Regions from separate parts of the Homo sapiens genome. Here region 2 is linked to region 1. Evidence: read pairs that join two places in POLR2A ChIA-PET (ENCODE). Cell type or tissue: A673. All regions are shown on one strand. Links, peaks and the distances in the headings refer to the core of each region. The heading gives the core; the rest is flanking DNA.

Evidence for each region. ChIA-PET counts read pairs that join two places held together with the same protein. Peaks named below come from ENCODE experiments on the same cell type or tissue, not always from the same donor. Only the 100,000 strongest peaks of a DNase experiment are listed, where the experiment ranks them.
Region 2: POLR2A ChIA-PET joins it to region 1 with 11 read pairs; 2 of 35 experiments call an interaction of 5 or more read pairs at or near these places.

What each region holds. Positions count from the first base shown.
Region 1 is chr7:35,624,902-35,632,574 of GRCh38, reverse strand. It overlaps LOC101928421 (a long non-coding RNA gene), which reads left to right and starts at 950. Exons shown (of 5, transcript XR_007060285.1): 1 at 950-7,673. In A673, for the core only: no CTCF peak of the experiment used is centred there; a DNase peak (open chromatin) is centred at 1,864.
Region 2 is chr7:35,779,288-35,787,210 of GRCh38, reverse strand. SEPTIN7-DT (SEPTIN7 divergent transcript) reads left to right here. Exons shown (of 5, transcript NR_120512.1): 3 at 5,866-6,002. Among named protein-coding and RNA genes, the nearest start is that of SEPTIN7-DT, 17 kb to the left of the region's middle. In A673, for the core only: no CTCF peak of the experiment used is centred there; no DNase peak of the experiment used is centred there.

The DNA.
Region 1 (7,673 bases), core at 1-4,000:
CTGAAGTCTTAAAGGTCATTTACACCTCTTTCCATTCCAGATGGATATCTCCTAGTTAGATTGAAACCTCATTAGTTTATTTAAAAATCCCTGTGAAAGCCAATTTAATGTATCATGAGAAGGCAGTAAGTTTCTTATGGGATAGCTAAATAAAACAAATATGTGTGGGAGAACTTTATATCACATGAAATACATTATAAAATTATGAATGTGGTAGTGGCCCAGGGGAAAAAATATATATATATGATTATATATATATGATTATATATATGATTTATATATGATTATATATATATGATTATATATATGATTTATATATGATTATATAAAAATTTGTATATTTTTATATAATTATATATAATTATAATATATATTTATATATATAATTTGTATATATTTATATATAATTTATATATTATATATAATTATATATTATATTTATATATTTACATATAAATATAAATATATAATATATATTATATAATTATATATATTTATATGTAAATATAAATATAAAAATATATAATTATATATAAATATATATTATACAATTATATATATAAATATAAAAATATATAAATATATATTATATAATTTATATATATTTATATATAATTTATATATTTATATATTTATATATAATTTATATATTTATATATTATATAATTTATATATTTATATATAATTTATATATTTATATATTTATATATAATTTATATATTTATATATTTATATATAATTTTTATATATAATTTATATATAATATATATATATAATTTATATATTTATATATAATTTATATATATAATTTATATATTTATATAATTTATATATATAATTTATATATTTATATAATTTATATATATAATTTATATATTTTTATATAATTTATATATTTATATATATTTATATATATAATTTATTTATATATATTTATATATTTATATATATAATTTATATATTTATATATATTTATATATGATTAGATAACAGTAGAAGATTAAGAAAACATCAATAAATTATTTTCTGATTTGTTTACTTACAATGATAAAAGTGACATTATCAGGGATGACTGCTTAGTTAAGCGTTTGAAAAGTAAAGTTAGATTTCTATTTATAAATTTCAAGACATGATTGAATATGAACAATCAAATCGTGGAAATACTAAGAAAATGTGGGTGAATATATAACATTGGAGTGAGAGAACACTTTTATGGCAGAATCTTTAAAGATTGCTGAGTATATAATGTTTTGACATAAGTAATTTAAAGGCAAATAATTAGAGCACAAAAGATAGAAAAGGTAATAAATGAAGTCTTAAATTCATTCCAGTAAAAAATAATTTGTATCCAGTAAAAAAAAAAAAAAAGCACTCCAATAGGAAATGGGTAATAAAGATGAAAAAAGGTAGTATCCAGTAGTTAAAACTACCATATTCTTAAGATGATATTTAGTGTTGGTGAAACTGTAGGGGAATGTAAAACAGAATATAGCCTTTCCAGCAAGTATCAGATTTTCAAAATGTGCACAGATCATTCACTGTCATCCTCTTATTCCTAGAATACAAATCAGACTAATGAACATGGCTTACAAAATCCTGAAAGGTTGTGCTCTCGCCTCCTGTCAGTTTGAGCTCCTCCTTAATTCCTGGTTTAGCTAGGCTGCTCTTCCAATTCCTGCACCTTCCAGCCCCGGACTTTTTAAATTGCTGTTCTTTTTGCTGCAAACACACACAGTTTCTTCCTTCTTTGCCTCACTAGCACTAATGACTCATCAGATCTCAGCATAATTGCCAATTCTTTGGGAGGCTTTTCCCTGGAAGCACAGTTTATTACTTTGCCTTTAACACTGTTGCAGTTTACATTTATTTCCTTGTTTCTCTCACCATATAGAAGGGATGAAGTTGGGGAGAACCTGGTATTTAGTTCAGTCCTGGATGAGTGCCAGCAGAAGTTTGAAAGGATGTCATGCATGTGTGAGATTTAGCTTTCCAGATATTCATTGCATTGTTGGTTACTAGGAAAAAAATCAGAATTAGCAGATGTTCAGCAGAGTGAGCTATGGCCACATTTGAACACTGTTTGGGTCCATGATTAGGGATGGCTTATTTCAAGACTGATGTAATTATTGCATCCAGAAGAAAGGTCTGGATTTTAACCTGGGAGCTAAATAGATAAACTATCAAAGCTGGCAGAAATGCCCCATGGGTCAGAGCCTAAAGCCAGGTACAGGGTGGGGAGAGGATGCAGAGTTAATTGTGAGACTGATCAGTTTCATTTCTGTTGGAAGTTGGAGAGAAGATAATTGGAGCTGTAGATCTCACTGGGGGTGGGCAGCATTGTGGGGACACCCCTCTGGAGGAAATGAGCAAGTCCCTGCCTCCTAGCAGCAGGGTGGGGCCTAAGGAGAAAGGTCCTGGTTATAAACTCCTGTGAAGGGATGTCACAGGTTCTAAGAACACTGAAATGCGTGAGCCACTGTTATTTTTCCTACATTGTTAATTCCCTTCTGTTAGCCTCACATTCATTAAGTCTTTGTCAAGAACTACAGCCCAATGTGAGCTGTGTTTTGGATGATTCAGGGAGGGACTGTGTCCATACTGGGGCCAGATGGTACCTAGGTGGCTGGGGTAATCCAAACACTGGTCTCAAGGCCAGATTGTGACTAGTAACAACCAGGATATATGTTTCTGGAATATAAACACTTCTAGGACTTCTTACATTATTATACATTACCATAAAGACTAGACCTACAGTGAGAGGGTCAGATTTATGTTAGATAGGTAAAAGAAAAGGGTGATCTGGAGGGCTGGAGAATTGGAGACATTCACATCATACTTTGGTGACATAATTAGATGCCACAGCTCACCAGTATTGTAACTATTTTCCTTGGCTCTTTCTACCATCGCTATTGAAATTAGGCTTTTCAAATTAGTGGCAGGAAAGGCCATATTTGGAGCTTCAAATACACAGTCCCAGTGGCAGTTCTTGCCTCTGTGTTTTTTTGTTGTTGTTGTTTGCTTGTTTGTTTTGAGACGGAGTCTCACTCTATCGCCCAGGCTGGAGTGCAGTGGCACTATTTCGGCTCACTGCAACCTCTGCCTCAGCCTCCCAAGTAGCTGGGATTACAAGCGCCTGCCAACACGCCCAGCTAATTTTTGTATTTTTAATAGAGATGGGGTTTCACCATTTTGGCCAGGCTGGTCCTGAACTCCTGACCTCCTGATCCACCTGCCTCGGCCTCCCAAAGTGCTGGGATTACAGGCGTGAGCCACTGCGTCCGGCCTTGCCTCACCGTTAAAAGACTACAATATGACGTGATACATCAGCTTTTTCGAAGTCCAGTGTACGTCAGACCCTGAGGCCTGCAGTATCTGGAATGGTGTTGCTGGATGTGCAAAACTGCCAGGCTCTGGCTTGTGGTGTTCTCATCTACCAGATCATTCCTGGGAGGCCCAATTTGGCCAGCTGGCTCACCTCTGCCGGTGGTATTGCTAGCATTGCACATTGGAACTGCAGCTTGGGAAAGTGATAGAAACCAAACACATGGTGGGTACAAAGCAAGTTTGTTGTATTTTATCCACATTAGTATTTTGGATGTTTCAATATTTAAACATTTCAAAAAGCAAAATCAATGATAATACTTCTTGAATGTGTTGTGAACAATGCAAGCCTTTTATTAAAAATTATGGAATATTCGAAAGAAATGTTTTTCTTACAAGAGAGCAGAGAATAATTACTCAGGGTTCCTGTGTCAAAGCCTCTAGGGCCCCTTTACTGTCCAGAATTCTTAGTAAGTGGAAAACCTTTCCCAAGCACAATGAAGTCTCAACCCTGATACGGGCAGGACAGCAAAAGACCTGTCTCCTCTTTCCAGAGCAAACCCCAGTGGTTGCACCTGTCCTCCCATTACACTTTGGGGATAAACCCTGGAGGCCATAGTGTAGGGGACCAGTTTCATGGGTCTTGTTGCCAAAGCTTACTTTTTTGATCCTACTGCTAAATTCTGACCCTTCCTCCAATTGATCTGCTTTCCAAAAAGAGCATACCAACACCTGCACAAACCATTTGATGTGGTGCAGTAAGCTGTTTCATCCAAGTGTTCCAAAGCCATAGGATGAGCAAGGGGGAAAAACTTAGACCTGTATAGGATCTTCCCCCAGGTAGTTACTCTTTCACAGGGGGTGCATGGGAGACAGGCTGCTGTTGTGCCATCCTTTCCATTACATAATGATAACAACTGTTACTTGGAATGCTTTAATGCTTGATGTTATTTATGTTTAAATATTTGCTGTATTCCTGGCTCTGTGCTAAATGCTATGCCTGCATCTTAAAAAATCCTTAAAATAACTCAAGGTAGGTACCATTGTTGCTTCCATTCTCCAGATGGGACACTAAGACTTTAAGAAGTTAAATAGCTCACCTGAAAACACACAGCTAGTAAGTAACACAATGGAGACTTGAACCCAAGTCTATTCTACTCTAGACCATGGACTCCAAGATTAATTAATTATGCAAATAAGGAATGTGGAGAGTTCAGCCTTGAGCAAAGGGAGATTAGCTTGTTTTGCACCAACTCTTCTGCTGAGGAAAGGACAAAAGCCAGAATATACATACCTATTCAGGGATCAGAGGGCTGTTGAGAAAGCAAGGGCTAATATTCGAGAGACCTACATTTGATACTGTTCGTTTCCCCCTCAAGGGACTTGCTAATTCAAGGGCAGGGGCTGAGAAACTGAACAGAATTTGTAGAAGACTAATGCAGACCAAAAATTAGAGTTGGGGTCCAAGTAGAAGCAGCCCTGGAAAACACCCCAGACTTTCTCGTGGGACCCCAAAGAGCTACTCTTTGATTAAAGGTGAATTGGTTATGGGCCTGTCCTCACAAGGACTGAAGCCCAGCCTCAGATCTAGTGGATAGCCAGAAGCAAAAACAAAGCCCCTCTGAAGGAGGACATGGTCTAATTTCTCAAATTTTCTCTATTAATTGTTTTCAAAGTCTGCTTAAGAAATAGGAATGCAAAAACACAAGATTCGACCAACAATGAGAAAGTGAACAATAGAAACAGACCTCCAGGAAATTCACGTAGTTAACATTATCTGACCGGTGTCTTACAATAACTATGATTAAAATGTTCATGAATTAAATGACCAAATGGAACAACTTCAGGAGAGAACTGGACACTATGTTTAAAATTCTAGAATTGAAAAATAATATAACAATTTAAGAAATCAGTAGATGGCTCTGATAGACACAACTTAAGAGATAGGTAATGAAATGAAAGATAAGAAAATATCCAGACTGGTGCTGGGGGTAAATAGGAAGACAACTATTCGAAGAGTTAATGGTTAAGGTTGTTCCCAAATTAATGAAAGACATTAAGCCACATAAATAAGAAATGCTGTTGACCTCTAAGCAGGATAAGTTACAATGAAAGTTATACTTAATTACTTCATAGTAAAACTACTGGAAAACAAAGACTAATTTTAAAAGTAGCCAGAGGAAAAATATATATTACTTTCAAAGGAGCAACAGCAAGCCTTGAGAGGGAATTTTCAGCAGAAGTAATGATAGTGGAAAATGGAATGGTGTTTTCAAAGAGCTTCAAGAAAATAATAGTCAACCTAGAAGACTATGAGGCAAAAATATCCTTCCAAAGACACGTCCAGACAAAGGAAAATAGAATTTGCCACCAATGAAAAGTACCAAAAGTATGAAAGGAAAGTACTAAAGGGTGTTGTTGGAGCAGAAGGAAAATGATCACTGACCACAGCTGGAGGTGCAGAAAGGCATTGAAAGGCAATGGAAAGGGTAAGTATGTGTATAAAACTAAATAAATATTGAATGTGTGAAACAACTTTTTACTTTCTGGGGTCTTAAATATATAAAGAACTAAAATACATCACCAAGAGAAGCACGTTAAGTGTGGAGGGAGGTAAATGTAGGGGTCCCCAACATTTCTGGCACCAGAGACCAGTTTTGTGGAAGATAATTTTTTCCCAGACAGTGGGTGGAGGGGTGGAGGGATTGGGAGCATGGTGTTGGGATGACACTGTCCCACCTTAAATCATCAGGCATTAGATTCTCATAAGGAGTGCACAACCTAGATCCCTCACATGCACAGTTCACAATAGGGTTAGCGCTCCTATGAGAATCTAATGCTGCTGTTGGTCTGACAGGAGGTGGAGCTCAGGCGGTAATGCTTGCTGGCTTGCCACCCATCTCTTGCTGTGCAGCCCAGTTCCTGACAGGCCACTGACCAGTACTGGTTCACAGCCTGGGGACTGTGGACCCCTGGGTAAATGGAATTAAAGTATTCTGAAGTCCTTGAATTGTCTTGAAAGTGAAAATGGTGGAGGCACTGATTTATATTAGAAATTAATAAATCAGGGGTACATGTTTCAGTTTCTACGGTATTTTGTAAAAGAATAAGAGTATGTAAAACTAACAAGATAACAGAAGGAGAATATGAAATAAAATAATCCAAAGGAAGGCAAAAAGAAAAAAAGGCGCATAGAACAGATGGGAACAAATAGAAAACAAACACCCACATGCATCAATCTCTACATCAAGCATATGTGGACTAAATATTCCAATTCAAAGGCAATATTATTATCACCCTGGATAAAGAACAAATATAATTCTCTGAGACTTAAAAACAACATACCTTAAACAAGGATACAGAAAGATGGAAAGTAAAAGGATGGAAAAAGGACTATCATGCAAGTATTAACCAAAAGGAAGCTGGTGTATTTAGTACACGAAGTGAACTTTCAGGTATTACCAGAGTATGAAGGATATTTCATAATGATAAAGGGCTTGCTTTACCAGTACTATACCGATGGCTGAGGTATTTGGGCTGTCTGTGAGGCTCAGATGGGCTGCCTGTGGCCCTGCCTCACCTTGGAGATGGCCCAGGAAGCTAACTGAGACTTGGAGTTGGTCGAAGAGGAGCCAGACTCTAAATATTTGAAGATTGTGTGCGTATGTGTGTGTGTGTTTAGGGGAAAACATGAGAGGTAGAGTACTATTCAAAAGGACAAGAAGTGGAACATTTTCTTTTATAAATCAAATAAATGGTGGCTCTGAGCCTTCCCCCACCTCCTGCCTTTTTTGGGTCCAGATTGCTAAGAAATGTTATTAATGATAGCTCACACTTACGACATTATTGCCTTCTAAGTGCTTTGTAGGTATTAATTTATTTAATCCTCACAACAGCCTTAGGAGACAGGCATCATCACTACCATCGCCATTTTACAGATGGAAAAACCAGCAACCATCAGAGCTGGTATTCAAAATAAGCCAATTCAGATTCCGAGTCCCGGCTCCTAACCATGGAGTGGCCTCAGGGTTTTATAGTTTGTCCGGCTCTTTGGATGAACATCACACCTCATGGAGGAGAGTCCCTTCCATTTTAACGGCTCCAGGTTGTCATGGAAATCCTCTGTATACAAGAGGGTAAGGAGGAGGATGAGAAGCAATACATGCTTATTGGGACTTTCTATCATCCCAGGACTTATCCAGGTACATTATAACAATGTTGAATACAGTATTAGTCCCATTTTAACTATGAGGAAAATAAGGTTTGGACTGTCAGAGACAGAGCAAGACACATTGGTAAGGGCAGACAAGGGATTCATCTGACTCCAATGCCTCTTCCTTGGTAAACCAGAC
Region 2 (7,923 bases), core at 2,339-6,338, 150 kb before region 1:
CAGGCTTTTAGAGTGATTCCTCTATTAGTCTTTTCAGACTGCCATAACAAAATACCACAAACTGGGTGACTTAAATGCCAGAAATTAATTTTCTCACAGTTCTGGAGGCTAAAATTCCAAGATCAAGGTGTTAGCAAATTAAATTTCTCCTGAGGCCCCTCTCCTTAGCTTGCAGATGGCCACCTTCTCACTGTGTCCTCACGTGGTCTTCCCACTGTGTGTGTACCTCTGTGGTTTCTCTTCATGTGTCCAAATTCCTTCTTATTAAGATACCAGTCAGATTGGACTGGGGCGCACCCTAACAGCTTCATTTTAACTTACCTTTCAAAGGCCTTACCTCTACAAATACAGTTCCATTTTGAGGACTAGGGGTTAGGACTTCAACATATAAATTTTTGAGGGATGTAGTTCATCCCATACCATTCTCCCTGCAAGCTACCAAAGTCTAGTTAATATGTATACCATTTGACTCGGCAATTCCTGTTTTAGATGTTTGTCCTAGAAAAATAACCAGTACATATATCAAAAGATTTTTTGTTTTGTTTTGTTTTGTTTGAGATGGAGCCTTGCTCTGTTGCCCAGGCTACAGTACAATGGCATGATCTTGGCTCATGCAACCTCCGCTCCTGGATTCAAGCAATTCTTCTGCCTCAGCCTCCCAAGTAGCTGGGATTACAGGCACCCGCCACTGCGCCCAGCTAATTCTTGTATTTTTTTTTTTTTTTAGTAGAGATGGGGTTGTCGCCATGTTGCCCAGGCTGATCTCAAACTCCTGACCACTCCGCCTCCTCTGCCTCCCAAAGTGCTGGGATTACAGGCATGAGCCACCATGCCCGGTGTCAAAAGGTATTTATATAAGGATGCTCACTATAGCACTGATTGAAACAGCAAAAATAGTAAATAACCTAATTGTCCATTAATAGGACAGTTGTATCATAAATTGCAGTTCAATCATATAAATAGAACACTAGGCCTGAAAAGATGTCCATGGTAAGTCAAAAACCTCAAGTTGTAGAAAACTGTATATAGTCTGAACTCATGTTTAAAAATTATATCGTGGCCAGGTGCCATGGCTCACGCCTGTAATTCCAGCACTTTGGGAGACCAAGGCAGGCGGATCTCGAGGTCAGAAGTTCGACATCTGCCTGGTCAAGATGGTGAAACCCCGTCTCTACTAAAAATACAAAAGTTAGCCAGGCGCAGTGGCGGGCACCTGTAATCCCAGCTACTTGGGAGGCAGGAGAATCACTTGAACCCGGGAGGCAGAGGTTGCAGTGAGCTGAGATCATGCCACTGCACTCCAGCCTGGGTGACAGAGTGAGACTCCATTTATAAAAAGAAAGAAAAGTTGTCATCCAGTTTGACATTATCTTATAATGTCATTCAAAGTTCATTACTGTATTTCCTCAGCAAATAAACTACCACCTGTAAATTTTAAAATATATATTAATGTGTCTGGTAGCCATTAGTCAGAAGTATTTGCTAGGACAATTTTGGACTCACAAGTGATACACTGATAAGTAGAAGAAAATTCCGTGGTCTTGAGCTCTCAGTGTTGGTGAGGTGAAGAGTACCAGGAGAGCCACTCTTGTTGACTCTGTTTATTGTAGGGTAGGGTGGTGCTGGTATTTGGAATACTAATAAAGCAGTGACTGGGTCTATCACTTCAGTTATCAAAAGAAAGAGGCTTTGATGGGTTGTGACCACTGATGACTGTCTTTGTGAGAAGCGTACACATACTTATTGTTCCCTGTGAAAAATGAGGACTTTGTATACATAGGCCTGTACAGTGGTATGAAAAGTACTTCTAGAGAATCTCTGAAGCAGCAGAACTCTTGATCAGCTCATCTCCCAAAATCTTATCATTTCCTTCAGATAGCAATAGGAGCAGTTTGAATGTGCTACAGCCTATCTACAAGTGTGATTTCTGGGAATTCGGTTTATCTTCCAAATCTTTCCTATCTCCAGCTCTTGATATCACTTTTATTCTTGTAAGTACCTCATCTTTGTTCAAACGCAATAGGTCCCAAAAGTACAATGTTTTCATCTGTCTTCAGACATGTATTCCTGAATGGGAATGGAGATGAAGAGCATGAGGCTGGTAGTCCCCTCCTAAGGGACTGGAAAAGAAACAGATATAATCAGGAAGGCTGTGGGCACAAAGAGAAACCTGCCAATTTCCCTATGTTGCCTGAGACATAATGCTGGAAATCAAGAGAACCTATCAGTCACTGGGAGTTTATTTCACCTACTAGTGAGGGGAGTGTGGAAATAGCCAGATGCCTGAAGCCTTACATGAGCAGAACCCCTTATACTCCAATGGTCTCCCTAGCTATTGCCCTGGGCGAGCCTGATGACCCTTTGCCCCAGTCCTTGTAGGCACCATGGAGGGGCAGAAAGAGAGGGGCTTTGCAGTTAGAATAGAGTTAAGCTCAAATCACAACTCAGCCACTTACTGGCTGTCTGACTTTGGGCAAATCAACCTGTCTCACAGGGCTAATTATAAAGAATCAATGAGATGACGTGAGTAAGAGCTTCACACAGTGCCTGCTACACAACTGGGACAAAATATACAGTAGATCTTTTCAGGATCCTTGCTTAGCACTCCACCGGAACCAAAGCCCAGCCTTGAACCTAAACCCTGGCAGCTCTGAGTTCTGACCCCTTGCCTAAATCCTGCTGAATTCTCTCTCTAGATTTGGACCCTGTTTTCAGATTCCTTCCGGCACCAGGATGCAGCTTCAGACAAATATCCTGCCTGCTTACACCTGCCAACTACACTCCAAGTTGAAGGCCAGCTTAAGTCAGACTAGAGTCTCTTGGGCACCTTAGACTTAATGACTTAGACCAGTGGTTCTCAGCCTTTTCTGGGACTACCTCAAATTTAAATCCCTCTGTTGGCAGGGCCTGGGAATCTGCATTTAAAAAATTTTGTTTTTATTTCCATAGCTTTTTGGGGGAACAGATGGTATTTGGTTACATGGTAAGTTCTTTAGTGGTGATTTGTGAGATTTTGGTGCACCCATCACCCAAGCAGTATACACTGAACCCAATTTGTAGTATTCCTCACAAAATGAAATTTTTTTTATTATGCTTTAAGTTCTAGGGTACATGTGTGCAACATGCAGGTTTGTTACATATGTATATATGTGCCATGTTGGTGTGCTGCACCCATTAACTCATCATTTACATGAGGTATTTCTCCTAATGCTATCCCTCCCCACCTCCCCCCACCCCACGACAGGCTCCAGTATGTGATGTGCCCCACCCTGTGTCCAAGTGTTCTCATTGTTCAATTCCCACCTATGAGTGAGAACATGCGGTGTTTGGTTTTCTGTCCTTGTGATAGTTTGCTCAGAATGATGGTTTCCAGCTTCATCTATGTCCCTACAAAGGACATGAACTCATCCTTTTTTATGGCTGCATAGTATTCCATGGTGTATATGTATCATCTTTTCTTAATCCAGTCTTATCATTGATGGACATTTGGGTTGGGTCCAAGTCTTTGTTATTGTGAATGGTGCCGCAATAAACATACATGTGCATGTGTCTTTATAGTAGCATGATTTATAATCCTTTGGGTATATACCCAGTAATGGGATCACTGGGTCAAATGGTACTTCTAGTTATAGATCCTTGAGGAATCGCCACACTGTCTTCCACAATGGTTGAACTAGTTTACACTCTCACCAACAGTGTAAAAGTGTTCCTATTTCTCCACATCCTCTCCAGCACCTGTTGTTTCCTGACTTTTTAATGATTGCCATTCTAATCTCAAAATAATAAGAGCTATTTATGACAAACCCACAGCCAATATCATACTGAATGGGCAAAAACTGGAAGCATTCCCTTGGAAAACTGGCACAAGACAGGGATGCCCTCTTTCACCACTCCTATTCAACATAATGTTGGAAGTTCTGGCAGGGCAATCAGGCAGGAGAAAGAAATAAAGGGTATTCAATTAGGAAATGAGGAAGTCAAATTGTCCCTGTTTGCAGATGACATGATTGTATGTTTAGAAAACCCCATTGTCTTAGCCCAAAATCTCCTTAAGCTGATAAGCAACTTCAGCAAAGTCTCAGGATATAAAATCGATGTGCAAAAATCACAAGCATTCCTACACACCAAGAACAGACAAACAGCCAAGTCCTGAGTGAACTCCCAAACACAATTGCTTCAAAGAGAATAAAATACCTAGGAATCCAACTTACAAGGGATGTGAAGGACCTCTTCAAGGAGAACTACAAACCACTGCTCAATGAAATAAAAGAGGACACCAACAAATGGAAGAACATTCCATGCTCATGGACAGGAAAAATCAATATTGTGAAAATGGCCATACTGCCCAAGGTAAGTTATAGATTCAATGCCATCCCCATCAAGCTACCAATGACTTTCTTCACAGAATTGGAAAAAACTACTTTAAAGTTCATGTGGAACCAAAAAAGAGCCCACATTGCCAAGAGAATCCTAAGCAAAAAGAACAAAGCTGGAGGCATCGTGCTACCTGACTTCAAACTATACTACAAGGGTACAGTAACCAAAACAGCAAGAGAATCTGCATTTTTAAATATTCTCACTTACTCACTAGAAGTGCCACCTCACTAATTTTTTTTTTTTTTTTTTTTTGAGACAGAGTCTCACTGTCACCCGGGCTGGAGTGCAGTAGCATGCTCTGCAACCTCCGCCTCCTGGGTTCAAGCGATTCTCCTCCCTCAGCCTCCCAAGTAGCTGGGACTACAAGTGCGTGCCAGCATGCCTGGCTACTTTTTTGTATTTTTAGTAGAGATGGGTTTTCACCATGTTAGCCAGGATGGTCTCAATCTCCTGACCTTGTGATCCACCCCGCTCTGCCTCCCAAAGTGCTGGGATTACAGGCGTGAGTCACTGCCCCAGGCCCTCACCTCACTAATCTTCAACCATTTTTGCTTCCTTGCAGAAGTTTCCAGCAAGCTTTATAACCAAGGCCTTGATACCTACTTTGCAGATATTAAGTGCTTAATAGATGTTTATTGAGGAAATAAATGCTTTCTGTTAGATGATATTTTTGTCACGCAAAAATAATTAGGCATGGAATTTATAAAATAATGTTAAAATAATGACACTTACTAGGTGTTCCATAAAGATTGGTTCATGAATGATTAAAACCTGTTGCATTCAGGATGGATGTTGGGAGGAAAACTATTTGGGAGAAGCGTGTGAGTACGGAAGTTCTGTGGGAGCAAATGAAATGACAGCACGTGGAAGAATTTTATGACGCATGAAGGAATATGAGGAACAATAATGATGCTATGCCATCCATAACTTAGGCTCAGTGCATTCTAATTTGTTCTGTTGAAAAGGAAACTTGAGTAAGCAGCTTTTCACAGGTTACAGTGTGTCAACAGGAAGAAGAAAAGAAAGGGGTCTCATTTACCACCAGCTATACAAGCCCCATAAGGAGACTGTCTCCTCTCTCCTTTTATGTTTTTTTACTTCTTATTATGAAACATTTCAAACATATACAAAAGAAGAGAGAAGAGTATGATAAACTCTCATATCCACCACACAGCTTCAACAATTATCAATGTTTTATCTATATTGGACTAACCAAAGTAATGCAAAAGAGGGCTTCTCAGTTTACTCTAAAGATTGTTTGAAAAGCATATGTAAGTAAATGTTCTAGGACTAGTTCAACATTCTTTGGGAAGATTTAGAGATAACATGTACTCCCAGAGCCTATTTACATGTATTTTTCGACATCTGGCTAACAATTCCTCTTTGAGTTAGATGATTACAACATCCCAAACTCTGCACAATCTCCTGATGAGTGTATATAATAGAGTCACTGTACTTGTCTCTAAAAAAAAATTTATTTATTTTCAGAACTTTAGAAAATTGTGGCTGTGTTCCCATATGTGGTACAAAGAACCAGTGAGTCCCATTTGTTGTGGTTCCTGCATTCGATGACTCCAGATGTGCCACCACCGAGCTAGTCTTATGACAACCTAGAAGGCAAATTGGTGAGAAAGCCTGTATTTCTGGGTCCATTGACTGTTTGTACAAAGAATCTTTGAGTGTGAAAATGTATACTCTTAGGGCAAAACATTAGGGAATGATTAGCAGTTTCAGGATGAATACAGGTAATTTCTTGAGCATTATTATTATTTACTTGGTCCAACCATTCATTTAAATGTATGGTGATGTTTCTTAATTACTGGATTTAACTTCTCTACTTTTCTTTCCTTCTTCATGGTAACTGATTTGTATTTTCTACTTTTAGTGCAAGGTCATCCACAAGGTGCTAAGTTGTACTCTGACAGTGGGAACTAAACTCAACGTTAATTAAACCATTGTTTAAAAACATATCCATCATATCATGCTTGTTGAATGTAGTTTCATGTTAAGCCCATTATATTACCTGATATATATTTGTTGAAGGAGCAAGGTTGAGTGACCCCCTTCCAGATACTTTTCTAGTGACTCATATTTTAATATCATATTAATGTGTGGCTTTCATCATATTAAATAAGTCTCAGCTACCAACCACAGTATTTTGGGAGATTCAAAATACATGTTGATAATCTTTCTAACTTTCTGAACTATTGGCTCCTTAACTTGATCTTTGTGACTTTCATCTCATTCTGCCTCAGATCCTCTTTGGTGTAGCCAGACATACCTTAGTTTTCACCATCACCCTCAACTTCTCCACATCTGAGACTGTCAAACGTGAAAAATTTCCTCTGACCACTACCTATCTTTCTATCTCTCCTATAACCTCATACCTTCTGACCCATTCTTCACATCACTAGATCCAGTCCCTTTGCTTTTTCCCCATCCACTAGTCTTCCTGGTTTCACAGGACATCATAAGGCACCTCATGAGTCCTTGGGACAACTTTTCTCACTTTGCCCTCGCCAGCATTCTAATGACTCATCTCACTGTTCTTCTGTCACACCTGTTCTGCTGATTTCCAGCCCTAGTTAAGGAAACCATCTGTATCTTCTTTACCCATTTCTTGGCAGCTGAACATTTCTGGAGAACATACCATAACCAGGCTGACTGACTGCTCTAAAAGTTGTATTGTACAGTTTGTCTTGGAACTCAACAACACTGGACATTCCTTTTCTCATCTCTCATTCATTCACTCTTAAAATAGTTCTATCTGTTGTTTCACTCCTCTGCAGTCTTACCAAATTTCTACATCTACCTCTAACCTCTTTTGCCACCTAATTTACTAGAAGCTGGAGGTCATCTGATAAGAATAACTTATAAATATCATTTTGTCCAAATTATTACCTATTCACTTATCTTCCCCCGGTGTCTGAAGAAGAATTTTTGTGATTTTGTTCTAAAGCCAGTGTTTTCATCTACCCTTTTTCTCTCTTCCCTTCCCATGTCCTCTTTGACTTTGCTCTATCAATCATCTCTTCTTCGAGTCCTCCCCTTAATAACTGCAAACCGTTTCTCTCCTGCCCTAAGGAGACTCTCCCTGGAGTCTAATTTCCATTCTTTGTATTTCTGTCTCTCTCTTTTTCTTCTTCATCCACAAACTTCATCCATCTTGGTTTCTTCCCCCACTTAATCCTAAGCACCTTCAGCCTCTGCAAAGTTCAAAAGCCAAAATCCTCTTCTTAGACCTTCTGCTGAAATTCTGGTTTCAGCAGAATTTGACAACATGGACCACGCTTTTCTCACTAGAACCCTCATCTCCACTGGAATTCATGTTGCATTCTCCTCTCCTCCTCCCTCATGAACTGCTTCTGTGTAGTTTCCTTTCAGGATTCCTCTTCTCCCCCTTTAGAATAGGCCGGTTACATGTAAGCTTTCTGAAGATTCAGTGTTCAGTCCTCTCTTTTAACTCTCAATAGTCCCTTGGTAGTCTCATCCTATCTTATGACTCAATTATTTAATTGCTATACCTCTCACCTTTGTGAGAATGAC